Regions from separate parts of the Homo sapiens genome. Here all the other regions are linked to region 3. Evidence: read pairs that join two places in POLR2A ChIA-PET (ENCODE). Cell type or tissue: A673. All regions are shown on one strand. Each heading gives the region's core, and the rest is flanking DNA. Links, peaks and the distances in the headings are about the cores only. Region 1 overlaps ALK (ALK receptor tyrosine kinase). Region 2 overlaps ALK (ALK receptor tyrosine kinase). Region 3 has its middle 19 kb from the start of YPEL5.

Evidence for each region. Peaks named below come from ENCODE experiments on the same cell type or tissue, not always from the same donor. Only the 100,000 strongest peaks of a DNase experiment are listed, where the experiment ranks them.
Region 1: POLR2A ChIA-PET joins it to region 3 with 12 read pairs; 1 of 35 experiments calls an interaction of 5 or more read pairs at or near these places.
Region 2: POLR2A ChIA-PET joins it to region 3 with 10 read pairs; 1 of 35 experiments calls an interaction of 5 or more read pairs at or near these places.

Annotation. Positions count from the first base shown.
Region 1 is chr2:29,842,876-29,848,383 of GRCh38, forward strand. The region is part of intron 1 of ALK (ALK receptor tyrosine kinase); the gene reads right to left. Among named protein-coding and RNA genes, the nearest start is that of ALK, 76 kb to the right of the region's middle. In A673, for the core only: no CTCF peak of the experiment used is centred there; DNase peaks (open chromatin) are centred at 2,216 and 5,226.
Region 2 is chr2:29,747,173-29,752,680 of GRCh38, forward strand. All of the region lies in intron 1 of ALK (ALK receptor tyrosine kinase), which reads right to left. Among named protein-coding and RNA genes, the nearest start is that of ALK, 170 kb to the right of the region's middle. In A673, for the core only: no CTCF peak of the experiment used is centred there; DNase peaks (open chromatin) are centred at 1,089, 2,869 and 3,499; H3K27ac peaks cover 1,286 bases.
Region 3 is chr2:30,125,313-30,130,820 of GRCh38, forward strand. No RefSeq gene overlaps it. Among named protein-coding and RNA genes, the nearest start is that of YPEL5, 19 kb to the right of the region's middle. In A673, for the core only: no CTCF peak of the experiment used is centred there; DNase peaks (open chromatin) are centred at 1,909 and 2,349; H3K4me3 peaks cover 373 bases; H3K27ac peaks cover 5,000 bases.

The DNA.
Region 1 (5,508 bases), core at 241-5,240, 280 kb before region 3:
TATAGGCTTCCCATCTTCCTCGGATGTTTCTGTGGCAGGATACTGAAAGGAAGTGGAGGTTGGAGCAAATGCTCTAGCATAAAGGACAGAGGAAATGAGAACAGGGAATGCCCACAGCTTCTCATCCTTGTGAGGTGAGGTTCTCCCCACTGTATGAAGTCCCCAGAACGCAGCTGGACCAAATGGCAGGGGCAGAGTGAGCAGGTAAGGGTGATTGGGTAAGAAAAATATTGGGGCTTGAGACTTCAGTAATACCAATATTAGGTTGTGTTCATGGAGAGGAGGGGAATATCAATGGGGATGAGGGGAAAAGACCCACCAGCTAGAAGGGGTCTCGGTGCCCCACTACCATGCAGAGTCAATTTCAACTATGAATCAGAATTATTGGTAGTGAAATTTTGCCCTACTTTACACCTACTCCCACATACGGGGCACACATATACACATAAAATTTCCTCCAAGAGTTGTGTGTGTGGTGTGTGTGTATGGTGTGCGTGTGTGTCACATTCTCTACTTAGGTTGCGAGGGTACCTGTGCAACTGCTGGAAGAAAAGAAGGAAGGAGGAAGAAAAGAAGAAAGGGAGGCAGGAATGATGGCAGGAATTATGAAAGGACAGAAATGTAAATGTGATCATATGGATGGCTGCTGATGGATATGGTTATCATATACTCCTGCAGCCTGAGGGTGGGCAGAGTGATGTCCAAGTTCTGCCTGACGCTGAATTCATTGAAGGGGATTTCTATTGTAGAACCCTGGCCAACAGCTTTGCAAAGACCAAAGTGGTCATTGATTTACTTAAAGGACAAAACCTCCCATAATTTGTCAGTAAAATGGATGCAAGCAAAAAATTGTCACTTTTCAAAACCAGAAGTTAACAGAACAAAATCTCTGGGACCATGGAATGGGTTGCTTTGATATATAGGGAGCATTCATAATCAATGATCATACTCTCACCCTACGCGAAGTTACTACTGAGCACTTACTGTATGCTGAGCACATTATTAGGCACCAAAGATCCAGCACCTGCCCTCATGAAACTTGCTGTCTAGTGGGGGAAGCCAGGCCTTAATTAATTAATCTCAAAAACAGAGGTAAATTTCAACTGTGACATACGCTTTTGAAAGAAACGTCTACAGTGCTATGAGAATACAGGATGGATAATCTGACATATAGGACTTGGTAAAGGGCATAGAATGGATGATCTGTTGTATAAGTTCTGGAAAAGGAGGTGAAGGAAATTTCCTTGAGGAAGTCACCCCGGAACTGCTATCTGAAGGATAAGAAGGAGTTGTCTGGACAACAAAGGAAAAAAGACATTTTAGGGAAAGAAAACAACGCATGCATATGCCTTGTGGAAAGCAGGGGTGGGTAAGAGCAAGAACTCTCAGAGGTGCTGTTGCGTGGCTAGACCAGCAGCAGATGGGGGCAGAGAGAATGAGCAGTGCCCCCCGGGGCCAGTGGGGAGCAGGTGCAGATCATGTACCTCGTGTGCCATTTTAGGGAATATTTTACCTTATCCTAAGAGCAAGGTGAGACAATGAACAACAGGATTTAAATAGGTATTCAAGGAACAGTTATTAACCATATCACACATAAGGGGTACCAAGGACATAAAAAGGCCTGTAAACCTCTGATATAGTAGGTGAAATGTTACTTGAATCTCCATTTGTGCTTTTTCTCTGGGGTTAGGTCCATAGCTGTTATTAGATTCCCAAAGGAGTTCACAATCTTCTGAAGGTTAGAACCATTGTCCTGGTTCTTAGGGGAGGAGACTGGAGACTGGATGATTTCTTACTACGTCACTTCCATTTCTACGATTCATGAGCCGAAAACCAACCCAGATCCATCCAAGTGACTGACAAACTAAGGTTTACTGTCATCAGCAGGGAAATTAGAGCCAAAAGTTTAAAAGTATGTGTTTGATGTTGCTAGCAGCAGAGATGAGCTGAGAATGCAATCACCTTCACCCTGATAACCCCCCTGCACACACACACACACACACACACACACACAGAGGCACACACACACAGTACACACACTGCTCATCCTACAGAAAGGCTCCTCACAGGCTGTGGACCTCAACTCTTTGAGAAGCTTATCACTGGGGGTTCCGGGGCTGTCGTCTAAGGCCCAAGAGCATTTTCATAACCAACCCAGTCTCAGCCCAGTCCCAGGGGGTTATGGATGTGAGTTTACTCATTTCCTGTCTCCAGGCACTCCCTTGTCCTGCTAGCAAAATGAAAATAAAGCAAGTGGATCAGGGCTAACATAGGCACAGTTGACACTCAATGATTTGAGTCACTGGAGGGGATCATCACCATGAATTATCACGGGCACAAGTGCTGAATCACAGATGCTACTGATCCCTCAGGCTCACACAAACCCTGGCTTCTTCTTCAACAGTGATTCCCAAAGGGTGTTCCCTGGCACTTTAATTCTGGGGGATGTTAATAGGGACTCTGTAAATAAATAAGGTTTCACGGTTAAGTAAGCTTGGGACATGTTGGATTACAAAAGGTGAGACAGGTGTCTTTGCTGCAAGGCTTCCTCAACCTTTAACGACATTTTTTTTTTTGAGACAGAGTTTTGCTCGTGTCACCCATGCTGGAGTGCAATGGCACTATCTCAGCTCACTGCAACCTCCACCCCCCAGGTTCAAGCGATTCTCCTGCCTCAGCCTCCCAAGTAGCTGGGAGTACGGGCATGTGCCATCATGACCGGCCAATTTTGTATTTTTAGTAGAGACAGGATTTCACCATGTTGGCCAGGCTGGTTTCAAACTCCTGACCTCAGGTGATCCACCTGCCTCAGCCTCCAAAAGTACTAGGATGACAGGTGTGAGCCACTGTGCCCGGACACATTTTTTAACCTTGGAGAATAAAATCTAGTTTACCATTTCCCCAAACTTTTGGAAGACTCCCAGAAACCTTTGGTTGAGGAGCACCTCTTGGGTGCTGGTGCTCCAAGACAGATTCTGGGAACTGTGACTCTCCACAGCACTCTTAAAAAGTGTCTGTGCTCCAGTTCATGCCAGGGTTCTCTGTAGCACAATGCACAACTTTATTTCCCATCCAAGGTTCATACTAAATCCTGCCTCATGAAGGAAGCCTTTTCCAGTGGTCTGGTCTATATCATATAGTGCTATAGTGTGGCCCATACATCTGGCCCATGGTTATAAAAAAGAAATCTGGTTTTGGGCTTGGGAGTGTGATGTTCTGTGATCAGCAGGCTCTCATAATCTGGCCCTGCCAATCTCTCTGATCTCACCTGGAATTGGCCTCTCCCAGGCCAGTTACCCTGAACTCCTGTCTGTTTCTTGAACACACCACGCTGGTTCTAGGATCTGGTTCTAGGATCTGGCCCTTGGCACTTGCCCCCCCACCTGACCGCATAGCCAGTTCACGCTGACTGGCTCCTTTATTAACCACTGGAACTCAACAGCACCCCTCCCCAAATTTCCTACTGTCCTAGAACCCCGTTTTATTTTCTTCACAATACTCATCACTATATAAAATTGCCTTGTCCATTTATTTACACACTTATTGTCTGTCTTCCTTTCAAGAATATTAGCTCCATGAGAACAAGACCTTGTCTAGGATGATCCTTGTCTAGAGCCTGGCACGCAGCAGGCATGTAAACATTTCTTGAGTGAATGAATGCTCTCAATGAGTTCTTGCTTATAACTTTTATAAAGCAGAGGAGTCTACTTGGTGGTAGAGACTCTGGTCAGTGCTGTACCAAAGTCCACCTCCTCCCCCGGGCATTGAAAGATTTTTCAAACTGCAAGAAAGCAATACCATCCTCCTCCAGAGATTGTCAAAAGTCTGGCAACTTCCTTACTGGATAACTGCTAAGTAGCACTACTATTATCATATTAGCCACACTTGTTGAGTGTTTACCATGTGCCAGGATCTATGTGAAGCCTTTTACATACATCTTTTGATGCTCACCAGAGATTCTATGAGATAGGTTCTATTATTATTCCCATTTTACAGCAGAGAAAACACAGCTCAGAACAGTCAGGTTATTTGGCCCGCACCTATAAGCAGATCTGTCTGACTCCAGAACTAGAATCTTGCTGAGCTATAGAATTTGTAAACACACGTAAAAAGGAGCTTGTAAAGTAAAAAATGGCCCTGCCACAGTTGCCATCACCCCTGCAGGGAAACGTGAAAGGAGGTCCAGGTGGCCTCCACCAGCAAAAACACAGAGAGGAATCTCACTGTGGGTTGGATGTGGTTTAGGGATTGCCAAGAGAAGCCGTGTTCCCAGGGGCTCCTCCCTTCCCTCCACGATACCTCGGTATTCTCATCTATGAATAGGCAGCCCCTTCTTCTAGAGGTGACCATAATGAGCTGCTCACCACACAGTTGGCAAAAGTACTATCAGGAAAGTCGGGGAATAGGGTGGTGGTAGGGACGTGTTGACCCAGGACCTCTGGACCTGGGCTCCTATCTGCACTGGAGATGAAACTGCCTGAGGCCCAAGGAGTTGAACAAATGCCCCAGGAGCTATGAGATGCCTAGAAACCAACAGGGGATTTTAATAAAAGCAACTTGCTGATCAGGTACATACTTAATGTTATAATTACCCCGTGATGACAGCGTTGTGAAGTACAGACAAGCAGGAAGTACTGACCAAGCAATTTTAAAAGGTTGGTCTAATGCTCTTCATTTTTCACTAAAGCCTAAATTGAGTTTGTGCTTTCAGGGAATAATGAAAAAGACAGAAAGGTGAACATGACAATCTAGTTCCAAGAGCCCTAGATTGAAAAAAGAACGGGAAAATAGGTGGATTTTCCTCTGAAGCCAAAGAATGGCATTCATTCATTCATTCATTCGTTTATAAACTTTATAGAATGGTGTTCCATGACAGGCACTGTGCTCAATGATGAAAACATTGGCAGGGGAAGGGGTAAAAAAAGAGAGAAAGGAGAAGAGAAATGAGAGAGCGTAGGAAGAGGACAAGAAGGAGAGGGAAGATGAAGCAAAGGAGGAAGGAGAGGAGGATGAGGGTGGGGGAGGTGTAAGAAGGAGAAGCAGAGATGGGAAAGAGTCTCAGCTTTGATACGCTCATTGTCTAGTGGCGAGACAAACTTCTGGCTCCAAAAAATAGGCCCAGCTAGGGAGCCAGCTGGACTTAAATCCCCCCATAAGTGGCAGGGATTTCCAAGTATCCAAAAAGTGCTCTCTTGGCTGCTGGTGAGGCTCGGTACGCAGCTGCCAGGGTCCCTGGGGGATCAGGGGCAGCGGGTGTGAATAGGTCTTAGTGCCTCTGGGAGGAGGAAGTGGGGAGGCTTTTCTTCCCAACCACCTAAGCAGTACAGTGGGACTTCAATTCTGATGTCAGTGCGAAAGGCAAAAATTGATATTTTGAATTGCATAGATTCAAAACTATCCTTGAAAATCCCTTAAATTCCCCCAGAACATGCAGCCTGCATGTTTCATGCTGACCACCTTGTTCAGGAAGGCTTTTTTTTTTTTTTTAAACTAGCAAGTTTGAGAACC
Region 2 (5,508 bases), core at 153-5,152, 380 kb before region 3:
CTCTCAAACTGTCCTATGGAAAACTAGAGGGAAAACAGCCCATTTCTTCTCCTCTAATCAGGGCTTTATTCACAACAATATGTTCCAACTAGTCTGAAAGTTTACAAACTTATCTTTGAAACAGGTGCTCTTAAGAAAGATCATTTTCATATTCAAATCTAAAAACAAATTTCAGAAACAATTGTCTACAGGTAGGAGACATTAAAAAATAATTGTTTAATGAATGAATGAATGAGTTTACTCACACCAATAAAAATGGAAGTTTCCTTTACTATTGAGTTACCATCAGGATACATCGGTTTTGGAGTGACAGGAGGAGAGCATCTCTTGGACCTCAGAGAGGGGCTGATGTCTCTGTCTCCCTTCCCACCCCATCCTGGGAGACAGGTAGAAGCATCAGTTTACATTTTTATCCCCTCAATGTCCAGCACAGGACCTAGCACAGAGTGAATGCTCAATAAATACTCCAAAGAATTTCCAGTAATGGAAAGAGCCCCAGAGACCATTTGGCCCAATCATTTTCCTCCCAGAAATATAAAAGAGAAACAAGTCAGTAATTTCTTGTGGGTTCCTAGAAAGCCCCTCCCCCACCACCAAATCCAATACCTTTTCATCTGCTTTTGATGCCTAAAGTTCCTTTGATGGAAGTCTAGAGCCTGTCATGGCACACATTGTCAAGCTTTCCCTTCTAAAGTGGCAAGGTCCAAAGGAAAGATAAATTAACCTCAACTCACACTAAGGTATAAAGGACAGTGGGCAGACCTTTCTGGAAAGCTACATAAAACTAACTAGCAACGAAAGAATGAGTCATGTGAATCCTAAATCTCTGCTTCTCTGAGCTAGGTATCATCTAAGCTGATGAGATTGCCTACCTGTCTCCTCTGGGAAAACAAAAAAGCAGTTTGGAAGGGCGGTCAAGTGGACTTCCCTTCTTAAAGGGGTTGCAAGACCCACAACAAGAGATCCACATGGTGCCTTTGATGTGACACTCGTTAGGTGTGGATCAGCTCTCCAGTGCTTTGCAAAGACATCTGTTACCCTGTTAATCACATCCTGGACAAGCTCCAGGATGTCTGAGTCAGGACCCATGGGACACTAGTACTTTTTTAAGAGCCCTTGGTCTACCCTAGAATGACACTTTCTACTCAAGGGTGTGTTGACTAAACTATGAATCAGCAGCCCACACATAGCAAGTGCTCTAAGCATATGGCCCTTGGCAATGCTTCTCAAATGTTAATGTGTGTATGAATCACCTGGTGATCATATTGGAAATGCAGGTTCTGATTAAGTGTCTGGGGTGGAGCCTAAAATTCTGCATCTCTAACAAGCTCCCAGGTGATGAACATGCCGCTGGTCAAACACTATACATTGAATAGGAAGGTTATTTCTAAAATTCACTGGGTGAAAGAAGCCCGTGGGAAGCATGTTGAACAGACACAATCCCAGGTCACCAACCTCAAAGGTTTTGATTCAGAAAAACTGAAATGGGACCATAGTGTATACATATTTAATAGGTATCCCTCAGTGATTCAGAAGAAGGCGCTTAGTCGATGGTACTTTAAGAGATACTAACATATCACTTTTTTTTTTTGAATCACAGTCTCACTCTGTCACCCAGGCTGGAATGCAGTGGCACGATCAAGGCTCACTGCAACCTCTGCCTCCTGGGTTCAAGCGATTCTCGTGCCTCAGCCTCCCAAGTAGTTGGGATTACAGTCGCGAGCCATTACTCCTGGCTAATTTTTGTATTTTTAGTAGAGATGGGGTTTTGCCATGTTGGCCAGCTGGTCTTGAACCCCTGACCTCAAGTGATCCACCTGCCTTGGCCTCCCAAAGTAAGAGATACTAACATATCTCTTGAATGATCATACTGAAGGTGTGTCCTCTGGCCTGTTACAGAAGAGAAATACCTGACATCCACGCCTCCTGACCACTTAGGACAGTGACTGTCAAACTCCAAGGCACATCAAAGTCACCTGGAGGGCTTATTAAAGCTCAAAGAGCTGCCCTCAGTCCCCAGGGTTTCTGATTCAGTAGGTCTGGGGTGGAGCCCAAGAATTCACATTGCTAACCAGTTTTCCAGGAAATGCTAACATTGGTGGTTTGGAGGTCATGCTCTGAGAACCTGTGATATAGATGAAAGGTAACCTTTTAAAAATCACCAGAGGAGCTTTTCAACCCACACTCATTATGAAATGCTTGGGGACACCAACCTATGTCTTTTACAAACAGCACTTCAGTTGCTAAGCACCCACTCAGAGAACAAATACTCCAAAGGAAAGGCCCCTTAATCCTGAATAGATAATAGTTTTAAATAAATATTCTTAGGACCCCAGAGAGACATGTGGGACTGCTGACCAACTAGACCCAGGGGTCTCAGACAGGGAAGACCTCAGGCCCAAACCCAAGGAAAGGCCTAACAGTTGCTGAGCAGGAGGGAAGCTGCTCCATAGGGCGGTGGGCCCATCGTTCTCAGTCCCCAAAGCAAAGGAGGTCATGGCTCCCCCACAGCCCACAGCATCTCCAACCCCCTGAGCCCAGCCATTTATTAGCCCACATAAGGCAACTTCAGTTTAGCCGAACAGCTTATCTATAATATATGGAAACTAGAGAGACACTTGTTCATTGAGATCTTCCCCAAATTTATCAAGACAGGGAGAGAAGAAATGAGTTGAGTCTTCCTGTTCCACGGAATAGGAACACATTCTACCTGGACCTATGGTAATCAGAAGTGCAGTGCTCCTCCCCTAAAACACTCCAGACCCTTGAAAGCAGGTTCATGTCATTATCTCAAGAGCAGCATTAGCCAGGAAGGCTAATGAGGGCTCCCTGCCAGGAAGGAACAGCCTAGAGATGCATTTCAGGAAAGAGGCAGCAGGCAGAGAACAGCTGCCCCAGACAGACAGCACATCCGCCGAGGGCATGATTGCATGGGACTCGAGAAGTATAGTAATGCATTGCTTAACGATGGGGATTTGTTCTAAGAAATGCATCATTAGATGATTTCATCACAGTGTGAACATCACAGAGTGCATTTACACAAACCTAGATGGTAGCCTACTATATGCCTAGGCTATATGGTATAGCCTATCGATCCCAGGCCACAAACCAGGCCACAGTACAGCATGTTACTGTACTGAATACTGTAGACAACTGTATAACAATGGTATTTGTGACCTAAACATATTAAAATATAGAAAAGGTACTAAGCTGGGCAGAGTGGCTCATGCTTATAATTCAAGAACCTTTGGAGGCCAAGGTGGGAGGACTCCTTGAGCCCAGGAGTTTGAGAACAGCCTGGGCAACATAGTGAGACCCCATCTCTACAATAAATTAAAAAATTAGCTGGGCATGGTGGCATATGCCTGTAGTCCCAGCTACTTGGGAGGCTGAAGTGGGAAGATTGCTTGAGGTCAGGTTGATTGCTTGAGTGGAGTGGAGTGTAACGGAACAGAATGGGAAGGAAGGAAGGAAGGAAGGAAGGAAGGAAGGAAGGAAGGAAGGAAGGAAGGAAGGAAGGAAGGAAGGCAGGCAGGCAGGAAGGAAGGAAGGAAGGAAGAAAGGGAGGGAGGGAGGGAAAGAGAGAAAGAGAAAGAAAGAGAATGACAGAGGCCGGGCGTGGTGGCTTGTGGCTCATGCCTGTAATCCCAGCATTTTGGGAGGCCAAGGTGGGTGGATCATGAGGTCAGGAGTTCGAGACCAGCCTGGCCAGCATGGTGAAACCCCATCTCTACTAAAAATACAAAAATTAGCAGGGCATGGTGGCCTGCGCCAGTAGTCCCAGCTACTCCAGCGGCTGAGGCAGGAGAATCGCTTGAAGCCAGGAGGCAGAGGTTGCAGTAAGCCGACACTGAGCCACTGCACCCCAGCCTGGGCAACAGAGCAAGACTCCATCTCAAAAGGAAGGGGAGGAGAGGGGAGGGAAAAGAGAAGAAAGAAAGGTTACAGTAAACATTAAAGATAATAAATGGTACACCTGTATAGGGCATTTACCACGAATGAAGCTTGCCTGGACTGAAAGTTGCTTTGGGTGAGTCAGTAAGGAGTGGTGAGTGAGGGTGGCCTAGGACATTACTGTACACTCCTGTACATTTTAGAAACACTGTACACTTAAGCTACACTAAATTTATTTTAAAAAAATTAATTGTGCTAGGACATTACGATGGCTATGACTTCAGCACGCGATAGGAATTTTTCAGCTTCCTTATAAAGCTTATGAGACCGCTGATGTATGTGCAGTCCTTCATTGCCTGAAATGTTGTTATGTGGCCCGTGACTAGTTTGATTTGGGTTCTGCCTGCCCCATGGTCTCGGGGATGGGAAAGGCGTTGAGTTGTGTGTTTATGGAGTGTGAGCATCTCAGCTTCTTGTAATCCCAAGTAATAACTGCACTTTCTGTTCCTCTTGCCTTCTGCTACTCTGAGTTAATGAATAACACCAGGTAACTAGTTTCTGAGGCAGCCTAGGATCCCAATTCTCAGGTTCCTGCTTGTATGAAGCACCATTTTACCGAAACTTAGGGACAATTCTGAGGCAGTGACCACCTTTCATGAGGTGACATGTTGCCAGGCACAGTAGAAGCAAAGCAAGTGTCCACCACGTCTTCATGTTCTAGATTTTTAGGGACAGTTCCCAGCTCAAGTATTCTGTCCTCTTGTTCAACCAATAAGTACTAATTAGTGGTGATGAAAATATACATAAACCCTAGAGATACTGGTTAAGGATGACTATAAAACAACAATGATGATAATTGTAGCTAACATTTTTGAGACCGGAGTGGTAGAGGTATTATCCCCATTTTAGAGGTAAGGAAATAGAGGCTCAGGAAGCTAAGATAATAGCACAAAGCTAACATCATCTAACCTGAGTCTGTCTGTCATCAAAGACCTTACCTGTACTCTACAAAGACGTTCTGAACTTATGATGGCATAACTTAATGATCTTCTGACTTTATGATGGTGCAAAAGCTATGTGCATTCAGTAGAAACCATATTTTAAATTTTGCCTTTTTTTGTTTATTTTTATTATTATAAAATAGGCATTGTGTTAGATGAGTTTGCCCAACTATAAACTTGTGTAAGTGTTCCGAGCACGTTTAAGGTAGGCTAGGCTAGGCTATGATGTTTGGTAGCTTACGTGTATTCAATGCATTTGTGACTTCTGCTATTTTCTTTTCTTTTTTTTTTTTTTTTTTTGAGACGGAGTTTCGCTCTGTCGCCCAGGCTGGAGTGCAGTGGCGCGATCTCGACTCACTGCAAGCTCCGCCTCCCGGGTTCACGCCATTCTCCTGCCTCAGCCTCCTGTGTAGCTGGGACTACAGGCACGCGCCACCATGCCCGGCTAATTTTTGTATTTTTAGTAGAGACGGGGTTTCACCGTGTTAGCCAGGATGGTCTCGATCTCCTGACCTCGTGATCCGCCCGTCTCGGCCTCCCAAAGTGCTGGGATTACAGGCGTGAGCCACCGCGCCCGGCCGACTTCTGCTATTTTCAACTTACGATGGGTTCA
Region 3 (5,508 bases), core at 305-5,304:
TAACTGATATTTAGAGAGCACTTCATCCAACAACAGCAGAATACACATTCCTTTCAAGTGCCAATGGAACATATCAAGAAAAACTATATTCTGTGTCATTTAAAAAATAAAAACTCAACAAATTTAAAAGAATTGAAATCATACAGAGTATATTCTCTGATCACAATGGGATCAAACTAAAAATTAATAGTAGAAAAACAGAAAATCTCCAAACACTTGGAAACTAAACAACAAACTTTTAAATATCTCCTGGGCCAAGAGAAAGTTTCAAGGGAAATTGTAAAAATACACTGAACTGAACAAAAGTTAAAATAAAACATACCAAAATTTGTGGGACACCACTAGAACACCACTGAAAAGAAATTTTTTAGCACTAAATACTTCTAATAGAAAAGAGAAAAAGCCTAAAATCAATAATCTAGCTACACACCTAAGAACACTGAGAAAGAAGATAGAAAAACAAACACCAAAACAAGTAGAAGTAATCCCATAATAAAGATAAGAGCAGAATTCAGTAAATTGAAAACAAAAACAATAGGAAAAAACAATAAAAGAGAAAGTTGGTTATTTGAAAAGATCAGTAAAACGGACAAGTCTCTAGCAAGACTGACAAAGAAAAAAGAAAAGATACAAATATCAAGAGTGAAAGAGGAAATATCACTACAGACCATGCATATATCAAAAAGATAATAAGAGAATATGATAAGCAATTTTACATCCATAAATTTGACAACTGAAATGAAAAGGATCAATTCTTCAAAAAATGCAAACTACCCCAGCTCACCCAATATGGAATATATGATTTGAATAGCCCTATGATTACCAAGTAAAAATTTAAAACTCCCAAAAAAGAAATCTCCAGGCCCAGATGGCTTCACTGGAGAATTCTATGAAAAGTTTAAAGAATTAGCACCAATTCTATTCAGTCTTTTCCATAAAATAGAAGATGAGGAAATTCTTCCCAAATAATTTTACGAAGGTAGTATACCCTGATACCAAAGCCAAACAATGACAGTACAAAAACAGAAAACTGCAGACCAATATCCCTCATGAATATAGATGCAAATATCGTTACCAAAATATTAGCAAAAACAATTCAGCAATATAAAAAAAGAATTACATGCTATGAACAAGTGAGGTTTATTCCAGGGATGCAAGGCTAGTTCAGTGTTCAAAAATCAATATAATCATTGTTAATACATCTACATACTAGCAATAAATGTGAAAACTAAAATTAAAAAATAGAATACTGACCAGGTGCAGTGCCTCACACCTGTAATCCCAGCATTTTCGGAGGCTGAGGCAGGTAGATCACCTGAGGTCAGGAGTTCAAGACCAGCCTGGCCAACATAGTGAAACCCTATCTCTACTAAAAATACAAAAAAATTAGCCAGGCGTGGTGGTGGGCGCCTGTAATCCCAGATACTCGGGAGGCTGAGGCAGGAGAATTGCTTGAACCCAGGAGGCAGAGGTTGCAGTGACCCGAGATCATGCCACTGCACTCCAGCCAGGGTGATAGAGTGAGACTCCATCTCAAAAAAAAAAAAAAGTGCTATTTATAATTATTCAAAAAATAAAATGCTTAAGGGGTGCAAATTTAAGAAAACATAAGACTAGTATGCTGGAACTACAAAATAGTGACAAAAGAAAGCAAAGAAGATCTAAATTAATGGAGAGTCATACCTGGTTTGTGGACTAGAAGACCACACACACACAGCTACCATATGACCCAGCAATTGCATATGTGGGCATACGTCCCACAGGGGTAGCAAAGCATGTTCACAAAAAACCCGTACATGAATACTTAAAGCAGTTTTATTCATAAGAGCCAAAAACTGGAAACAACACAGATGGCCATCAACGACAAATGATTGCATGTACTGTGATACATCCATACCATGAAATACTATTCATCAACCAAAAGGAATGAACTTGGCAGCCCACGCCTATAATCCCAGCTACTTGGGAGGCTGAAACAAGAGAATCATTTGAACCCAGGAGGCAGAGGTTGCAGTGAGTCAAGATGGCGCCACTGCACTCCAGCCTGGGCGACAGAACAAGATCCTCTCAAAGAAAAAAAAAAAGGAAGGAGGGAAGGAAGGAAGGAAGGAAGGAGGGAGGGAGGGAAGGAAGGAGGGAGGGAAGGAAGGAGGGAAGGAAGGAAGGAAGGAAGGAAGGACGGAAGCAAGGAAGGAAGGAAGGAAGGAAGGAAAGGAAAGAAGGAAGGATAAAACAAAAAGGAATGAACTGATGATACATGAACAGCCTGGAGGAATAGCCAGAGAATTATGCCGAGTGAACAGAAAAGCTAATCCCCAAAAGGTTACATACTGTGTGGTTCCACTTATATAACATTTTTGAAATGGAGAACAGATCAGTAGTTACCAGGAATTAAAGCTGGAATAGAGTGAGAGGGAAGTGGGTGTGGCTATAAATGTCAACATGAGTCATCCTTGTGATTGTGGAAAAATGTTTTCTATCTTGACTATATCAATGTTCATAGACTGGTTGTGATTTTGTCCCATAATTTTTCAAGACGAATTTAGTTTTTAAAAAATATTACATATATATTTGTTGAAAAATAAGCATTAAAGAAGTGTATAATATAAAAAGTTTCTTGTAAGATACCCAGACCCTACTCATTCCCTTCACCCTCTTCCCATACCCCCCACCCACACACACACTGCCTCTGGATAAATACTATTAATGGTTTGATATATTTTCCTCTGATTCTGTTTTTGGGGGCATTTTTTGACAGGGTCTTGCTCTGTGGCCCAGGCTAGAGTGCAGTGTCACGATTACAGCTCACTGCACCCTTGACCTCCAGAGCTCAAGCGATCCTCCCACCTCAGCCTCCCAAGTAGCTGAGACTACAGGCTCATGCCACCATGCCCAGCTAATTTTTGTTTTGTTTTGTTTTGTTTTTATACAGATGAGATTTTGTCATGTTGCCGAAGCTGGTCTTGAACTCCTGGGCTCTAGCAATCTGCCCGCTTTGGCCTCCGAAAGTGCTGGGACTACAGGTGTGAGCCACTGCACCCAGCCTACTCTGATTTTTTGCATAACCTAAAATATCTATCTACCTTTATATATAATTTACATTTTTAAAACCAAAAATTGAATTATACTAAACATAGTCCTGCAACATGCTTTTCTTATCCAATATATTTTGGGCATTTTTTCTATATCAGTATTTTATTGCTATCAGTGGCTACACAATATTCTACTGAATGACTGTGTCATGATTTATCATTTCTTATAATGGTGGAAGTATATACATTTTTCCTTTCAACATTACAAATATTGCTGAAAACAACTATTTATTTGTGTCAATGTATTTCTAGTCTCATTTCCTAGAAGTAGAAAATGTAAGACCAAACAGTTTTTGCCTATTTTAAAATGTAATCGATTCTGCCCATTGCCCTCCACAAATATTGCACCAATTTATATCATCATCAACAGAGTATGAGACTCTGTCCGTTTGCCCATACTCTCAACACAGACATTAGGTTTTAAAAATTCTCCTAGAGTCATGTTTGTGACAATAGTGAAAATGTGGAAAAGAATGTGTCCCCAGACATAGGAGTTTGTGTTCCAACACTGCATACAAGGGTAAGACATTGAGACAACAGTAGGCTTGAAGAAACAGAAAGGTAGAAACAGAGCGAAATAGAGACAGATGGACGGATGGGCATATATATGGATGGTGGGTACACAGAGATATGAAATCTCATTTGATTCGGCTGAACATTTTTAGAACAAGCACACAGCTTTGAACATGCCCTGAAGGCAAGTGCCATGAATATATTGGATGGTTTCAGTAGTGAGAAAAATACCATTATATATAAAACAAAAAAATGTGAAATTCTAAATTTGACTAGTTATATCAAGAACAAAAGTCCGGGCCAGGCACAGTGGATCGCTCCTTGAATCTCAGCACTTTGGGAGGCCGAGGCAGGAGGATCACTTAAGCCTAGGAGTTGGAGACTGGCCTGGGCAACAAAGTGAGACCCCCGTCTCAAATTTTTAAACATTTATTTTTAAAAAAGAAAGAACAAACAAAAGCCCTGAAAGCTGAGCAGAAGTTCTCCAGGAGGCATGCCAAGAATGGGTGCAAAACACAGCACAGTGGGCAACTCTGGAGAGTGGCCAGGAGTGTAACATGGTCACAGCATCAGGCACCTGTAGGAAGGGGATAATAGGAACAGGCCCACAGTGGAGGATGCAGCAGGGAGAATATGGGTACAGGAAGTAGAGATGGAGTGTGGTGGCCTCAGACCTCCCTCCAAAAGAACCAGCTGCAGGGGGCACAGCTTCCCGCACAGACCTGCCACAGAGTCACACTGTCCCTGGCGCTCCCACCCCATGCCTGAGCATGCAGTGGGTGCCATTTCTGCCTGATGCGGGATTCCGCTCACAGGCTGTCTTCTCTTGGGGTTGCCCCATTGTCTGAAGCTTCTCCTACCCAGTCCTCCTTCCCTCCCTCTCTGCTTCCACAGGTGTCAGATCTACATCGCAGGCAGCTGGCTCTTTGGCCTACTGAGGTTCATGTCCCTCTGTCCTTCCCAGAGGCTTCCTCCATTTCGTCCCTGGCACATCTAGTCCCATCTTGGCATCTGCTTCTTGAGGGGCCTGAGCCGACTGAGAGAGAGAGAGAGATGGGCATCTGACAAGTCAGAGAGAGAGAGATGGGCATCTGACAAGTCGTGAAGGGCAAACCGCTCCTTTAGACTTCACTATCACTCTAGCATCACACCTGGGATTGCAACGATTAATCACTCCTCGCAAAGCTGTGGATTCCTCGTCTGTAAAGTGAGAGAGATGGGCTACATAATCTCCAGGTCCTTTCGGTTCTATGTTGCCACAAACTGAATTTGTTAAGATTTCAAATTTGAGGATGTGGTCTCTACTGCCAAAGAGAAGGGATTTTCTTTGACCCTATTAACCAATAATTGTAATGAATCTTTCTTATGGACAGTGCAGTGATTAATCCCAGGGTGTGGTGATGTACCAGGCACAGGTACGCCAGTGGAGGGCCACTCTCCAGAGCTGCCCACTGTCCTGTGTTTTGCACCCATTCTTTGCATGCTTCCTGGAGAACTTCTGCTCAGCTTTCAGGGCTTTCATTTGTTCTTTCTTTTTTTAAAATAAATTTTTAAAAATTTGAGACGGGGGTCTCACTTTGTTGCCCAAGCTGGTCTCCAACTCCTAGGCTTAAGTGATCCTCCTGCCTCGGCCTCCCAAAGTGCTGAGATTCAAGGAGTGATCCACTGTGCCTGACCCAGACTTTTGTTCTTGATATAACTAGACAAATTTAGAATTTCACATTTTTTGTTTTTATATATAATGGACAAGGGAGGAAGGCTACTAAGAACTGGGAGTACAGGAAGGAGACCAGTGTCCTTGGGTTCCTGCTTGGAAACAGAGATGGTGCAGAGATTATAACCTGAGCTTACTTGCATTGACTTCTTTTTTAAAAACTACAAAGGTTTTACAGGCTTTTTAAAA